Linked DNA regions of Homo sapiens: region 2 is linked to region 1. A link is an interaction called in ENCODE POLR2A ChIA-PET data of the cell type or tissue named here. Cell type or tissue: Panc1. All regions are shown on one strand.

The links. Peaks named below come from ENCODE experiments on the same cell type or tissue, not always from the same donor. Only the 100,000 strongest peaks of a DNase experiment are listed, where the experiment ranks them.
Region 2: POLR2A ChIA-PET joins it to region 1 with 10 read pairs; 3 of 35 experiments call an interaction of 5 or more read pairs at or near these places.

The regions. Positions count from the first base shown.
Region 1 is chr11:46,375,732-46,383,731 of GRCh38, reverse strand. It overlaps DGKZ (diacylglycerol kinase zeta), which reads right to left. Exons shown (of 31, transcript NM_001199267.2): 21 at 7,781-7,881; 22 at 7,587-7,666; 23 at 7,335-7,404; 24 at 7,168-7,208; 25 at 6,520-6,659; 26 at 5,503-5,534; 27 at 5,232-5,275; 28 at 4,621-4,741; 29 at 4,496-4,529; 30 at 4,164-4,263; 31 at 3,181-3,901. The coding sequence ends at 3,785. MDK (midkine) reads right to left here and starts at 2,063. Exons shown (of 5, transcript NM_002391.6): 1 at 1,974-2,063; 2 at 1,599-1,675; 3 at 1,271-1,438; 4 at 984-1,145; 5 at 1-263. The coding sequence starts at 1,674. The coding sequence ends at 238. It overlaps MIR4688 (microRNA 4688), which reads right to left and starts at 7,330; the gene lies at 7,248-7,330. RefSeq lists silencers at 1,079-1,373, 1,349-1,398, 1,819-1,928, 2,359-2,558, 2,989-3,198 and an enhancer at 2,698-3,332. In Panc1, CTCF peaks have their summits at 181 and 383 (motif pointing left); no DNase peak of the experiment used is centred here; H3K4me3 peaks cover 2,653 bases; H3K27ac peaks cover 2,309 bases.
Region 2 is chr11:46,571,191-46,579,190 of GRCh38, reverse strand. All of the region lies in intron 1 of AMBRA1 (autophagy and beclin 1 regulator 1), which reads left to right. Among named protein-coding and RNA genes, the nearest start is that of AMBRA1, 19 kb to the left of the region's middle. In Panc1, no CTCF peak of the experiment used is centred here; no DNase peak of the experiment used is centred here; H3K27ac peaks cover 585 bases.

The DNA of each region.
Region 1 (8,000 bases):
CTCTGGGACTCACATTGCTTTGGGGGAGGCTCAAGCTTCCCAGAATCCCTTGTCCCTCCCCACTTTGGGCACTTAGGGGTGGGGCTGGGGAGTGAGAGGGACAAGGCAGGGCATGATTGATTAAAGCTAACGAGCAGACAGAAGGCACTGGTGGGTCACATCTCGGGCCTGGGAGAGGGAGGGCGTGGGCCAGGCCCCATGTGACACCAGGGGCTCCTTGGCATCCAGGCTTGGCGTCTAGTCCTTTCCCTTCCCTTTCTTGGCTGTAAAACAAGAAAGAAATATTAATACCATATCAGCAGTTAGGCTGACCCATTGCAGACCGCCGGCTCCACAAACACCCGGGCATCAGGGAAGGAGAAGATTCTGCCCCCTAGTGGTTTCCAATCAGCTGACTCGGAAGCAGGGGATGGGGCAGCCATTGTGATGTGGACATGGGACATCCCCAGCTTCCTATTTCCACTTGGGATCAGAAAACCTTCAAGTTTCCAGTCCTAGTCCTGGTCACAGCAGCCCTGGGCATCCTCAGCCTCCTCACCTGAGAAGCGGGCAGATTCACCCCTGCCCTGCTGGCCTCGCTGGGCTGAGTCACGAGTGAGCTGAGAGGCCCAGGGTGGGCCTTGACCTCCTCCCAACACTAGAAAGGGCAGAGCTGACCAAATGCTGCCCGTGGCTGGAGAGCTGACAAAGGCAAGCCGTTCCAGGACACTCTCCCTGGGTCCTAAGCCAGATGCTCCAATGGAGTAGTTTGAGTTGGTCCCTATTTGGGCCAGGGAGGATTTATGTCCCCAGCATCACCTGCGGCCTCTCTTGTAGTGCCCATCTTCAGACTTTTCCAGGCAGGGAAGCCAAGTGAGGCGATGTCAGGAAGCCACTGGCCAGGACTCAAAACTTAAGGTTTAACTTGGAATTGTCCCCTCACAGGCGGGGGGGGGGGGGGGCAGCCCCCCGCGACAGCCCCACCCCCTTCTCCTTTCGCTGACCTTTGGCCTTTGCTTTGGTCTTGGGGGTGCAGGGCTTGGTGACGCGGATGGTCTCCTGGCACTGAGCATTGTAGCGCGCCTTCTTCAGGGTGCCTTGGCGGACTTTGGTGCCTGTGCCCCCATCACACGCACCCCAGTTCTCAAACTTGTACTTGCAGTCGGCTGGCGAGAGAGCGGCCCAGGTCAGCGCTGCGCGGCCCGCGGCCCCGCCCTCCGCCAAGGGTCCGCCCAGGCTTCGGCGAGGCTGTGCCCCCCGTCTCCTGCCCTCTGACTGCGCCCCGCCTCACCTCCAAACTCCTTCTTCCAGTTGCAGGGCACCCTGCACCGGATGCGCTGGGTCTGGGCCCCGCAGGTGCCCTCGCGGAAACCCACGCCGCAATCCTTGCTGCTGGGGGTGCAGGGCCCCCAGGCCCACTCAGCGCACTCGCTCCCCGGGCCGCCCTTCTTCACCTTATCTACAACGCGCGAGGAACAGAGTTCAGGACTGGGGCACGGGGAGACTCCCTCGGGAGCCGCCTTCCTGGGGTTCCAGGCTAGGAACCCAGGCGGCCCAGCCCAGAAGTGGAGGGGCCTCGCCTGCCCGTCCCCAGCCCTCCTTCGATCATCCCCCATCACCTTTCTTTTTGGCGACCGCGGAGGTGAGCGCCAGCAGGGCGAGGAGGGTGAGGAGGAGGAAGCCTCGGTGCTGCATCCTGAGGGGAGAGCCCGAGTCTGAATCCCTGGCCCGTCCCCTTCCCCACCGGGGGCCGCGTGCAGGGCCCTCCCACCTCCGCGTGCTCCACTTTCCAGGCCCCAAGTCGGGCTGCTAAGGTGGCGGCGGTGGGAAGACTTGGGGCGGCCCCTCGCCGCTAGCCCGGACGCACCGCTAAGAGGCGACTCCCCGGGGGACGCCTCGAGCCCAGGACGCAGCTCAGACCCCCACCCCCGCCTCCAGCCCCCAGCCCCTAGATCGGCCGCGGCCGGGCGGACCAGGGGCCGCCGCGCGCTCACTCGCTCGCTGCCCGCGCTGCTTCGCTCCCTCCCGCGCCGGGCCCGTCCCGCTCCGGCCGCCGCGGCCCCTTTTGTCTCCAGAACCGGTCTGAGCCGGTCACATGGGCCCCCGCCCCCTCTCCCCACCCCCCCAGGGAAGGACCCGCCCCGCCCCCTCCCCTCAAACCCGCACCGCCCCCGACCCCGGCGTCCCCGCCCCCGCTCCAGCCCGCGCCCCCCGCGCTTCTACTCCGGCGTCCGTGTTCCCGGCCCCGCGTCCTCGCGTCTCCCCGCCGGTGCCCTCTGCGCTGCGACGGCGGCCTCTCCCGGCCCCATCTTCCGAGCGGTGGTCTCCCGACCCCGGGCCCCGTCCCGCCCGCGCACACCGGCCCCCGGCCCACTCCCTGCGCCGCCGCCCGCTGCCCCCATCCCAGGTCGTCCCCTGCCGTACGCCAAGGCCCGGGCCGTTCTCAGGCCTCAGCTTCTCTTGCCTGCCGCGGAGCCCCGGCGCCTGTATAACCCGCGGGACCCGCTCCCCTCCACGGCCGGCTCAGCCCTGGCGCCCTGCTGGCTGCTGGGGAGGGGGCGCGGCCCACCTGGGGCGGTTTCCGCGGGTGGGCAGGGAAGCGCTCTGCTGTGCTGGGGGGAGTCTGGGACCCGGTCGCCCAGAGAAAGCCACGGGTGCGGTCGCCCAGTGCCTTTCCGGGAGCACAGGCTTGAGGGACTGCGAGTGGGGGTCCTGGGGGAGGAGCCCGCAGGCCTGGATTTGGTGAAACTTGGCGCTGACAGGAGCCGTCTGAGAAGTTCCAGATCCAGCCACATCGGCAGCTGCAAGTGCCCACCCCCTCTAACCCTGGGCCTGTGGCATTGCCTCGCCCGGTTCCCCCAAACCGGGAGAGCCCCCGAGGCCTGGGGGAGGGGCTTGCTCAAGGCCACAGGGCAAATGGGCCACAGAACCCGGGCTCGCCCCCGCCCCACCCCTCTTTCACTTTCATTGTTGTTCTCCGCGGGAAGCGGGAAGCCGGAGGGATCGGCCCCGCCCCCGGCCCCGACGAGCGCGGCCGCCGGGCAGAGGTCAGGAACCGGGCAGGCCCTGGGACCAACCACCAAACGGGAGCCGGGGCCCCAGGAAGGTGCTGTCGACAGCGTCCAGTCCCCCACCCCGAGGACAACCCCGCAGCCCCCGCTGCTTGTTAGACCTCCCCCGCAAAAGAAGAAAAGCAGAAAAGAAAAAAAAATCCACTTTACTGAGTCACACCCAGCTGTAAACATGTCACCGTGAGAGTCCCGCCCCCCACCCCCAGGCCGCACAGTCCGCGATGAAATGACAGGGGAGCGGGGAGGGTCGCCGGAGCGGGTGCCAAGCAAGGCAGGGCAGGCAAGTGCAGCAGGCGCTGAGTTTCCGGGAGGAAGCCCGGAGGAGGTGGGGTGGGGCAGGAGCGGGGGCTGGGGACCCGGCCGAAGACCAGGGGGCCCAGGAAGCCTCTTCCCGAAGGCCTCCCCCTCTCCAGCCCCTCCACTCCTGGGAGGGCATCTGCTGCGGCCAGGGAGCGCCCTGCCCCAGAACCCCGGCAAAGGCATATCCAACCCAGCCGTGTCTTGTTCCCTGTGAGCCTCCGGGTCCGGCGGGGTCCTCAGGGGAACAGGTGAGGCCCCCCCAGCTCCTGAGTCCAGCCCTAGGTCTGGGCGGCTCCTTAGGGGGCGGCATGGGGCTCTTTCCCTGGGGCCTAGGTCCCCCCGTGGCCGTCCCACTGGAATGTGGCAGTGAGGTGGGCAAGGAAGGCGCTCGTCCCCTGGCCGCATTGTCCCTCCTGCTGCCCGTGGGCGGCCCGCTACACAGCCGTCTCCTGGTCCTCCCGCTGGATCATCTGGTAGTGCTGCCGGTTCTCCAGGTAGGCGGCCAGCTCGGTGTCCTGAGCCTTCTCAGCCCGCTGCCGGGGAGTGTCGCCCTGGAGGAGGGCGGAGCTGCGATCAGCAGGGGCCAGAGGCAGGCCTAACCCCTAGCAGGCTGAGAGGCAGGGGCTCTACCTCCCTGTGGCCTGGTCAGGGAGGGAGGCCTCTCTGCCCACCAGCTCCTCCCCTGCTGGCTCAGGTTTCCCAGGGTCTGGACTGTGTCTTCCCAGGGACAGCCCCCAGCCCCAGCTCCCGCCTAGGACCTTGGGAAAGGTTTGGTTGGTGCCCTCGTGGGCTCCCTGCCTGCCGTCTGCTCACCTGCTGGTCTGTCTTCATGAGCGAGGCCCCGGCCTCCACGATGTAGTGGCAGATGGTGCGCTGGCCCAGGGCCGCTGCTTGGTGCAAACAGGTCTCCCCGCTGGGGGAGCAGGGGCTGGCTGTGTACCCCATCCCGTCCCCTGATCCACCCATCTGTCTCCCAAGGGCCATCAGAAAGGGCAGGAAGTTCAGGGCTCTGGGGCAATAGGGGTGGCCCAGGGGATGACAGATGTGACCAGGAAGTTTATGGGCTCTGACCTGACAAAATGGGAGGGGTGGGGAAAAGGGTGGTTTCCGGGGTGACCACGGTTCTGCACTGCCCAGATACTTACTTTTCCTCCACCGCATCAAGGATCTCTGGGGGGGCTGGAGAAGGGGAGGTGGTGGTCAGAGAGGCCTGGCAGCCCCTCCTCCTCCCACCTTGGCCCCAGGCCCTGGGCTCCACTGCCCGGCTCACCGTGGTCCAGCAGGTAGCGGACCACATCCTTGCTGCCAGTGCTGACTGCGTGGTGCAGGAGCGTGCGACTCTGCTCGTCTCGGTGCATGAGGTCGCCCCCAGCTCGGTGCAGCTCCTGGAGCTGAGGGCAGGAGGCATGGCAGGGCTGGACCTCCTGGGGCCACCCCTCCTTCCCTGAGCTCACACGCTGGCCCACAGCCGGGTACACCAGCACAGGCCTGAAACGAGTGCGCTCACACATCTTACTCCTGAGTTGCCTCTGTGGGTCTCTCTGGAGCACACCGGAGGAGGGGCCTCTCACCCCACAGCCTGTGGGCTCTCTGGCAGCACTGGTGACCAAGCCCTGGAGCAGTGCTTCCTCTGACCTGCTCCTTTCTAAGCACCAGGGACAGGTGGACTGAGCTAGGAAGCCCCTACTAGGAGCCATCTATTGTGGCCTAGACAGAGATACAGTGAAGTGGAATGGGACGATCACTGGAGATCCCACAGAGGGCCAGACGATGACAGATGACAGCACCTGAGCAGGTCAGCTCTTGGCCCAACCCAGAGGCCTCGCTCCCCAGGGCCCGAGGGAGCTGCTGGGGGAAGGAACTGGAGCCTGGAGCTAGTACCTTACAGAAGTCGTTCCTCTTGGCAGCCTCAATCAGCTCTTCACCTGCACGGAATACCTGCCTGTTACTCTGCAGTCGGAGGCCTGGGCTTGGGTTGGTGCCTCAGTGGACAGGACTGTGCCGGCCAGGCATGTGTGCCCAGGGCTCCGTTGGTGCGTGAAGCTCAAAGGCTGTGTTTGTGTAAGGCTGTGTCTGGGCCCTATCCCCACCCCACTGAGCCTCCTGCCCCCAACCAGGCAGAAAGGAGGGGCCCCAGAGGGAGAGGCCTCACCTTGAGGGGGTGCAGCATCCCCTTGCAGTGACCTGCAACAGAGCATGATGTGCTGTGACCGGCTACGGCACAGGCCAGCTGGTCGCCCTCCCCAACCCCAACTGGGGGCATCTTCATCCTTTCCACAGTTTATTGAGTGCCTGCTACACACCAAGCACTATTCCAGGCACTGGGGATACAGCAGGGAAACGAGACAGAGGAAGGCCTTGCCCTCATGGAGCTTACATTCTAGTTCAGGGATACAAACAAGTCAAATAAATAAGGAGTTCTGAGAGCAGGGGTGCTCTTAAGAATTCAGAACAGGTGATGTGGCACCCCTGCAGAGGGGGTCCTGGGAGTGATCTCTCCAAGGAGGAAACAGCCAAGCTGAGATTCGAAGGGGATGGGGGTGGGGGAGCTCCGGAAAGATGGGGGAAGAGTTGGAGGCAGCGATGACAGAAGTCCAGTGGTGGCAAACACCTGATGCCTCAAAGAACCAAGAGAAGAGAGTGGGGCAGGACCATGGAGGTGAACTCAGGGAGGGGGCTGGGAGCCCAGTGCAATGACGGGGGGCCTGGGGAGAATCCACGTCCAAAGGGCTGCTGAGAAAGAAGCTTCTAGGTTGGGGAGTGGCCTGGTATGCTCTGCATTTTTAGTTGACCGTGGTATGGAGATGGGGGTTCGAGGGCACGAATGGCCACAGGGATATAAGAGCTGGGGGCCAGGGCGTGGCAGCCGGGAAGGGCTGGTGGCAGTAGGGGTGGGGAGGAGTGCTCAGGTGGTGGGTCCGGGGGCTGCCAGGACTGGCTGAAGGATGAGGTCCAGAGGAGGGAGAAGTCAGGGAGGGAACCAGGGTGGACGTGAGGCCGCTTCCCCACAGAACCACAGGGCTGAAGGCCGTCAGGTGGGCTTTGGCCAGGTTCAGGTTGACACCATTTAGTTAACTGGTGGAGGGGCTAGAAGCAGGGATTCAGAAGTCATCGGCTTACAGGTGGGGCTGAAAGCCAGGGGCTGGAGGGACGGGACACCAGGACTCACCGGGGCGTGGGTGAGCAGGGTGAGGTGGGGAGAGGGGAAGTGGGGGTTGGGAGGTCAGGCCGGGCCGATGCCCCCAGCAGCTCAGGGTCCAGGATATAAATCTCATCCTGTGCGATCTCAGTCACATAGTTGAGGTGCTCCTGTGGGGGGAGGTCAGGGCGGGAGGTCAGGGCACCTGACGGTGGGGGCCGAGGGGCAGCAAGGCTGGTAGACCTGGAGAAGCCTCTGCCATGAGCACAAACACTGAAAGGAGGTGGCCAGGCAAGGGGCCCTGCCTGTCCCTCTCCCACTCCTTCCCATTCCTGACACCTCCTCCGACTGCCCAGACTTTACCAGGTGAGCTGGCGCCTGACCAGAATGCCTTTGCTTCTGTGTCTCCCTGGATGGCTCTGGGCTTCCAGGCCCTCCTACCCACCCAGCAAGCCTTTGGTAGGTACCCCACTGCCTTTCTGGCTGGCACCGCCCTATACTCTCCAGTGTGGAGGGCAGGGCCGCACGCTGTCCATGCACACAGGCAATAGTAAAAGCTCTCAGAGGCATGAGGACAGAGGTGAGCCCATCGGGGGAGCTAACAGGGAAGGCGTCCCAGGAGAGGCGACCCTGGGGCCCGGAAGCAGCTGTGGCTGGAGCAGGCCTGCAATCGCTCACCTGGGCTCGGTCGATCCTGTAGAAGCGGCTGGCAGTGGTGGCTGTGGGAGAGAGGGCAGCTGAGGATCAGGGAGTGCCATGTCCAGGCCCAGGTCCTCTGCTGCCCCTACCTGGGATCCCCTAGGGAGGGAACACGAAACAGCTTGGCACCCTGGGAGTAGACTCACCGTCCAGGAAGCACCACTTGGGGGACAGTTTCTGGCATGTCGGGGACTTGGCTCCAGCACCATCGGGCTCCTGTTGAGAGAAGCAAAGGCCAGGCTGGGATAGAGTGGGGGCCAGGGAGGGAAGGGAACTTGGAGTAGGGGGAACCAGCACAGAGGAGGCTCCGCAGGGCGAGCTGGCTGCGGGAGGAAGAGGCCTGGCCTCACTTCCCACCACCCTCTCGGTGGGCACCTGGGGAAGCCCCCACCCCTTACCTGCTGGAGTCTCTCAATGTGGGCACGGCAGAGCTCTAGGTCACTGTCTCCTGGGACCACCACAGTGCCCAGCGGCACAGCTGGAGAACAGAGCACCTGTCAGCAGCTGGCTGCACCCCACAGCCCTGCCCAAGGGGGCCCCGGCTGCTTCAGCCCCTCCTGGCCACCCTGCCAGGCCGCCCCACCGCACTCACAGGCCTCCTTGAGCTGCTCCTTGTCGTAGTGCAGGGCCTCATAGTCGTGCATGCTGACGCGACTCACCTGGATGCGCAACTGCTCTGGCACCGGCTGCTGGCTGTCGGGCAGGGCCGGCAAGCGGGGGCTCAGCAAGGGCCCTGCCTTGGTGCCACCCTCGGCCTGGCACCAAACCACTTGCCGAGAGAAGGTCCCGCTCCACTCCCAACACCCCTGGGG
Region 2 (8,000 bases), 200 kb before region 1:
CCACCATGCCCGGCCCTTTTTATGTACTTTTAAAATTTGCTATGTTTAGCCTTTCTTTTTTCACCTCCCTACTGAATGGTTCTTTGTATTTTGGTATTACTGGCTTTTAAAGTTCATTCCTTATCTTTTTTTTTTTTTTTTTTTTATTGCTTTCTTGTGGTCATTGTTGCTATAGCTAATTAGCTGAGGTGCTTGGTTAACCTCTTTATTCATTCACTTGTTTATTGGCTCTTATTTCTATGTACTGAATGTATAATTGTGACAAAGCTCAAAGCTCTATACTTTTTTTTTTTTTTTTTTTTTTTTTTGAGACTGAGTCTCTCTGTCGCCCAGGCTGGAGTGCATGCAGTGGTGCAATCTCGGCTCACTGCAAGCTCCACCTCCCGGGTTCACACCATTCTCCTGCCTCAGCCTCCTGAGTAGCTGGGACTACAGACGCCCGCCACCATGCCTGGCTAATTTTTTCTATTTTTAGTAGAGAGGGTTTCACCGTGTTAGCCAGGATGGTCTCGATCTCCTGACCTCGTGATCCGCCCACCTCGGCCTCCCAAAGTGCTGGGATTACAGGCGTGAACCACTGTGCCCCGCCATTGTTTTCTATTAATAGTTTGTGATTTATATACTTTGCCCAGAGTCTAATTAGCCATATTTATATGATAATAATAAACATTTTGGCTACAGTCCTACCTAGATTTTTTTTTTTTTAGATGGAGTCTTGCTCTGTCGCCCAGGCTAGAGTGCAGTGGTGCGATCTTGGCTCACTGCAACTTCTGCCTCCCAGGTTCAAGCAACTCTGTTGCCTCAGCCTCCCAAGTAGCTGGGATTACAAGCGCACATGACCACGCCTGGCTAATTTTTGTATTTTTAGTGGAGACAGGGTTTCTCCATGTTGACCCAGCTGGTCTCGAACTCCTGAGCTCAGGTGATCCACCCGCCTCGGCTTCCTAAGGTGCTGGGATTACAGGTGTGAGCCACCACGTCCGGCCCTACCTGGAATTTTATATGGTAACTTTCCTGGGAAATGCTTATATGGACATTGTCCTTTTTAGTTCTCCTAGCATTCTTTTATTTGTTTATTTGAGACACACTTTCTTCCAGGCTAGACTACAGTGGTGATTGTAGTTCACTGTAGCCTTGAACTCAAGCTTTCCTCCTGCTTTAGCCTCCCAAGTAGCTGGATTACAGGTACAAACCACCACACTCAGCTTCTAGCGTTTTTGTTTTGTTTCGTTTTGTTTTTGAGATGGAGTTTTACTCTTGTTGCCCAGGCTGGAGTGCAGTGGTGCTATATCGGCTCACTGCAACCTCCTCCTCCTGGGTTCAAGTGATTCTCCTGCCTCAGCCTCCTGACTAGCTGGGATTATAGGCATGCACCACGATGCCCGGCACATTTTGTACTTTTAGTAGAGACAGGGTTTCTCCATATTGGTCAGGCTGGTCTCAAACTCCCGACCTCAGGTGATCTGCCCGCCTCGGCCTCCCAAAGTGCTGGCATTATAGGCATGAGCCACCGCGCCTGGCTGAATTTTTTTTCTTTTTTCTTTTTTTTTTAGAATAAGGATTTACTGAACTGAAATTCACTTCACGTAAATTTAGCCATCTTAAAATGAACAATTCAGTGGCATTTAAGTACATTCACAATGTTCTGCAACCTCTTTAGTTTCAAAACATTACCATCTCTGCAAAGTAAAACCCCTTACCAGTTAAGCAGTTTGTCCTTATTCTGCCCTTCCTCCAGCCCCTGATAACCATCAATCTGCATTCTGTCTCTGTGGATTGATTTATTCTGGATATTTCATGTAAATGGCATCATACAATATGTGATCTTTTGTGTCTGGCTTCTTTGACTTAGCGTAATGTTTTGGAGGTTTATTTATCTCCATTGGAATATTTATCAGTACTTCATACCTTTTCATGACTGAATAATATTCCATTGTGTGTATACATCACATTTGTTTATCCATTCATCCATTGAAGAACATTTGGGCTGTTTCTGCCTTCTGCTCTTGTGAATAGTGTTGCTTTGAACATGCATGTGCATTGGCTTATTTTCAGTTATTTTAGGAATATACCTAGGTAGGAATGGAATTGCAGGTCCTATGATAATATATTAATGATCTTCTGACATGTTAGAGATCAAAGCCAACATCTGCAGCTTCTCCAGAGTATGTGATTTCAGAGTTGTTGGCTGGGCTTAGATTGGGACTCAGAATCTCTTTCCTGTATGAAGAACTGAGTTCTAACATACTGGTTTTATTATTTGCATTTTACTGATGGGATAATTGAAGCACAGCATCTGCATGGTTTTAACTTCCTATCATCTTCAGAGCAAGTCAGTGATGGAATTAGGAATTTAAGACTCTTAATCATGTTCTTTGTCTAAGGTGACCCATATAAAGCCATGTTGCATTTACATGAAGCTATTTGAAATGGGCTTCCTATATTTTATAATCTCTTGGAGGGATATTGTTCAGGTGGTGTTAAGCAGATGTTCTCTTTCCATAGAGGACAGGACAAGAGGGAATGTGTTTTAATTGCAACATAAAGGATGTAGATTACATGTTAGAAAGAACTTCCTGACTACAAGATACTGAAATGTTGTTACCGAGGGATATTATGAAGTATCTTCTCCAAAGACTATCTTTCTGGGATCATTCAGGTGTGAGCTTGTTTAGAAATGAGGGAGGTGACAGAGATGACTTGCTGAGGTCCCTGATAACCCTGGGACATAATTGTTTGATGGTTAATCAAAGCAATATGTCTGGCTGGGCACAGTGACTCATGCCCATAATCCCAGGACTTTGGGAGTCTGAGGCGGGAGGATCTCTTGAGCCCAGGAGTTCGAGACCTGCCTTGGCAACATACGGAGACCCCGTCTACAAAACAACAGCAACACCAATGTCTCTGGCATTTTCATGAGTATATTTTCACTTTTCTCACAAAGCAGTAATCAATAGAGAGCAGGTGAATTGCTCAGGGTTCCTGGTAAAATACTAGATTAGTATTCTAAATCTTTTTGGATTTCACATCCATACTCAGGGATGTCTTCCTTATCTTAAATGACTCTTTTCTTAGCTGTGTAATCTACTGTTATGATTCTTCCTGAATCATAGTGATCAAAGCCAACATCTGCAGCTTCCATAGAGTGTGTGATTTGAGAGTTGACTGGGCTTAGATTGGGACCGGCAATCTCTTTCCTATAAAAATAGCTTTGGTCCCTGGTTATACATGAAGAAATGGGAACATGTTATTAATAATAGACCACGGCAATGGATTCTTAATTCTTTAGGCAAGAGCCAGTTTAAAATTGCTCAGGTGAGGGTGCACATGACATAGATGTATTTTTGGTTTGTGGTGCCTGGAAAAATAGAAGCCTGGCTGGGCACGGAGGCTCACGCCTATAATCCCAGCACTTTGGGATGCCGTGGCAGGCAGATCACGAGGTCAGGAGTTCGAGACCAGCCTGGCCAATATGGTGAAACCCCATCTCTACTAAAAATACAAAAATTAGTTGGGCGTGGTGGCGTGCACTTGTATTCCCAGCTGCTTGCGAGGCTGAGGCAGAAGAATTGCTTGAACCCAGGAGGCGGAGGTTGCAGTGAGCCGAGATCATACCATTGTACTCCAGCCTGGGTGACGGAGTGAGACTCTGTCTCAAAAAAAAAAAAAAAAAAAAAAGGAAAGAAAAAAACAAATTTCTGTTGTTTATAAGCTACCTAGTTTTTTTTTTTTTTAGACAGAGTTTTGCTCTTGTTGCCCAGGCTAGAGTGCAATGGTGCTCTCTCAGCTCACCACAACCTCCACCTTCCGGGTTCAAGCTATGCTCCTGCCTCAGACTCCTGAGTAGTTGGGATTACAGGCACGTGCCACCACGCTGGGATAATTTTGTGTTTTTAGTAGAGATGGGATTACACCATGTTGGTCAGGCCGATCTCGAACTCCTGACCTCAGGTGATACACCTGCCTCAGCCTCCCAAAGTGCCGGGATTACAGGTGTGAGCCATCATGCCTGAGTGGTTTTTGGTATTTTGTTAAAGCAGCCCAAAAGGACTAAGAGGGAGTTACTGATACCACTGGTACTTTTAATGAAGGATTTATTAGGTTTGTTTATGCTAGTTGAACTATGGGAGCATTTACTTGTTCACTTCTCTGCTGCCAAGAATATCTTCAGATATATTTATTGAGCTTTCTTGAATTGGCAACAACTATTAACACTGTAGATAAAGAGGAAGGAAACTAACTTTTGAATGTGAACCGTGTATAGGGAGTTTTACATTTATTCTTCCATGTAATATTTGTAACAAACCTGTAAAGGATGAGAGAAAGTGAAACATTGTTTGAAAAAGTGAAACATTGTTTTTTGTCAAAGGTTATACAGCTGGCAAATGGTAGAGCTGAGATGGAGAAAGCAGAGTCTTCAGTTTTAAACCAGTATTTTTCAAAGTATTCTTTGGAGGTGCCCAAGAGTTGGCCATGAGAGTAAGGATGAGCTTTAGTTCTCTCAACCTTGCTTAAGCCAGAGCAGCTCAACTTTGACCTGCTTTACATTTTGGTGTTTTCACATAAGATTTCCTTTAGAAAAAGGATTCTGCAAACTTTCGCAACCTACTCATCTGACAAAGGGCTAATATCCAGAATCTACAATGAACTCAAACAAATTTACAAGAAAAAAACAAACAACCCCATCAAAAAGTGGGCGAAGGACATGAACAGACACTTCTGAAAAGAAGACATTTATGCAGCCAAAAAACACATGAAAAAATGCTCATCATCACTGGCCATCAGAGGAATGCAAATCAAAACCACAATGAGATACCATCTCACACCAGTTAGAATGGCAATCATTAAAAAGTCAGGAAACAACAGGTGCTGGAGAGGATGTGGAGAAATAGGAACACTTTTACACTGTTGGTGGGACTGTAAACTAGTTCAACCATTGTGGAAGTCAGTGTGGCGATTCCTCAGGGATCTAGAACTAGAAATACCATTTCACCCAGCCATCCTATTACTGGGTATATACCCAAAGGACTATAAATCATGCTGCTATAAAGACACATGCACATGTATGTTTATTGCGGCACTATTCACAATAGCAAAGACTTGGAACCAACCCAAATGTCCAACAATGATAGACTGGATTAAGAAAATGTGGCACATATACACCACGGAATACTATGCAGCCATAAAAAATGATGAGTTCATGTCCTTTGTAGGGACATGGATGAAATTGGAAATCATCATTCTCAGTAAACTATCGCAAGAACAAAAAACCAAACACCGCATATTCTCACTCATAGGTGGGAATTGAACAATGAGATCACATGGACACAGGAAGGGGAATATCACACTCTGGGGACTGTGGTGGGGTGGGGGGAGGGGGAGGGATAGCATTGGGAGGTATACCTAATGCTAGATGATGAGTTAGTGGGTGCAGCGCACCAGCATGGCACATGTATACATATGTAACTAACCTGCACAATATGCACATGTACCCTAAAACTTAAAGTATAATAAAAAAAAAAAAAAAGAAAAAGGATTCTGCTTCTTTAAAAAGAGAAACCCTGGAAGACCACTCATTTGAGGAATCATAAAAGAAAATTAGCTAAACCAATCTAAAGATTGAAAAGATGGCTAAATTACATAACTGCCAGTCTGGAAATTATGTCAAAGTTTGAAGTGACTTGATAACACAGCCACATGTGCAGTGCAGTTATTCTGCCCTTAGGGAGTGTGGTACAGCAGGAAAAATGCATGGACTGAGTTTTTTTTTTTTTGTTTTGTTTTTCTGAGACAGAGTCTCACTCTGTCGCCCAGGCTGGAGTGTAGTGGCTTGATCTCGGCTCACTGCAACCTCTGCCCTCCGGGTTCCAGCGATTCTCTGCCTCAGCCTCCTGAGTAGCTGGGATTACAGGTGCGTGCCACCACACCTGGCTAATTTTTGTATTTTGAGTAGAGACAGAGTTTCACCATGTTGGCGAGGCTGGTCTTGAACTCCTGACCTCAGGTGATCAGCCCACCTCAGTCTCCCAAAGTGCTAGGATTACAGGCATGAGCCACCATGCCTGGCCAGAATCCTTTTTTTTTTTTTTGAGACAGAGTTTTGCTCTTGTTGCCCAGGCTAGAGTGCAATGGCGCGATCTTGGCTCAGTCCAACCTCCACCTCCCAGGTTCAAGCGATTCGCCTGCCTCAGCCTCCTGCAGCCTCCCGAGTAGCTGGGATTACAGGCGTCCACCACCACACCCGGCTAATTTTTTTTATTTTTAGTAGAGACGGAGTTTCACCAGGTTGGGCAGGCTGGTCTTGAACTCCTGATCTCAGGTGATCCACTTCAGCCTCCCAAAGTGCTGTGATTACAGGCGTGAGCCACCATACCCAGCTCAGAATACTTATTTTTAAATCTGGTGACCACAAATGTACAGTGGGGGGATGATAACACCTACCTTTCAAGAGTTGTTGTAAGGATCAGAAATAACATGTAAAGTGCCTGGTTCAGAGTAAACACCCCAAAATACTAGCTGATTGTCAAGATGATGATGATAATGCTGACAATTTTTCAGTGGGTATTGACAGTTCCCTCCAATGCCTAAGAGCTTCTGCCATATCAAAGATAGGCAGTTCTTTACCTACTGTATGCACCTCATGGTGGGTGCTTAGTGTGCTCGTTTTTGATGAAGTTCGTTTTTAAACTGCTATGATTATTTACTCATGGATGTATCTATGATTGATTAAATGAGAAAACTTGGACTTCATTAAATTTATTGTTACTGGATTTAAAGCAGCAGCAGTGCAAAGAAACCCTATACAGTGAGTTAAGAGCCCTGGGTTTATGTCTAGAGATGCCCTTAGTGAGTCTTATAACAATGGACAAGTGAATCTAACTTTTTTTTTTTGAGATGGAATCTCGCTCTATCACCAGGCTGGAGTGCAGTTGCACGATCTCTGCTCCCTGCAACCTCCGCCTCCCGGGTTTAAGCGATTCTCCTGCCTTAGCCTCCCGAGTAGCTGGGATTACAGGCTGGCGCCACCACGCCCAGCAAATTTTTGTATTTTCGGTAGAGACGGCATTTCATCATGTTGGCCAGGATGGTCTCGATCTCTTGACCTTGTGATCCACCCACCTCGGCCTCGCAAAGTCCTGGGATTATAGGCGTGAGCTACCACGCCTGGCTGTGAATCTAACTTTTTAAGATATTGATTGATTGGGCAGGGCGCAGTGGCTTAAGCCTGTAATCTCAGCACTTTGGGAGGCTGAGGCAGGCGGATCACGAGGTCAGGAGTTCAAGACCAGCCTGACCAACATGGTGAAACCCTGTCTCTACTAAAAACACAAAAATTAGCTGGGCGTGGTGGTGCGCTCCTGTAGTCCCAGCTACTCAGGAGGCTGAGGCAGGAGAATCTCTTGAACCTGGGAGGTGGAGGTTGCATTGAGCTGAGATCACGCCACTGCACTCCAGCCTGGGGCGACAGAGGGACACTTTGTCTCAAAAAAAAAAAAAAAAAAAGATTGATTGATTGAGACACGGACTCATTCTGTCACCTAGGCTAGAGTGCAGTGACACAAACCATGGCTTACTGCAGCCTTGACCTTCCAGGCTAAAGTGGTCTTCCTGCCTCAGCCTCCTGAGTAGCTGGGACTACAGGTATGTGCCACCATGGCTGGCTAATTTTTGTATTTTTTGTAGAGATGGGGTTTTGCCAGATTGCCCAGGCTGGTCTCGGACTTTAGGGCTCAAACACTCCTTCTGCTTTGCCTCCCAAACCACTGGGATTACAGAAGTGAACCACTGTAATATGGCTACTTTTCAAGATTTTATGTTCAAAATGATCCCTAAGTCACTTTTAACTCTGTATATCCATGATTTGACAAAAAAGTTAAAGATACTTTATTTTCATTGCTAGAATTTCTAAAAATTACAGGGTTATTTTTGGAGAAGGAGCTTTGTGCTGACTTGAGCTGGCAAACTTCTGTCATACTTACTGAGTGATTTGTATAGAAGAA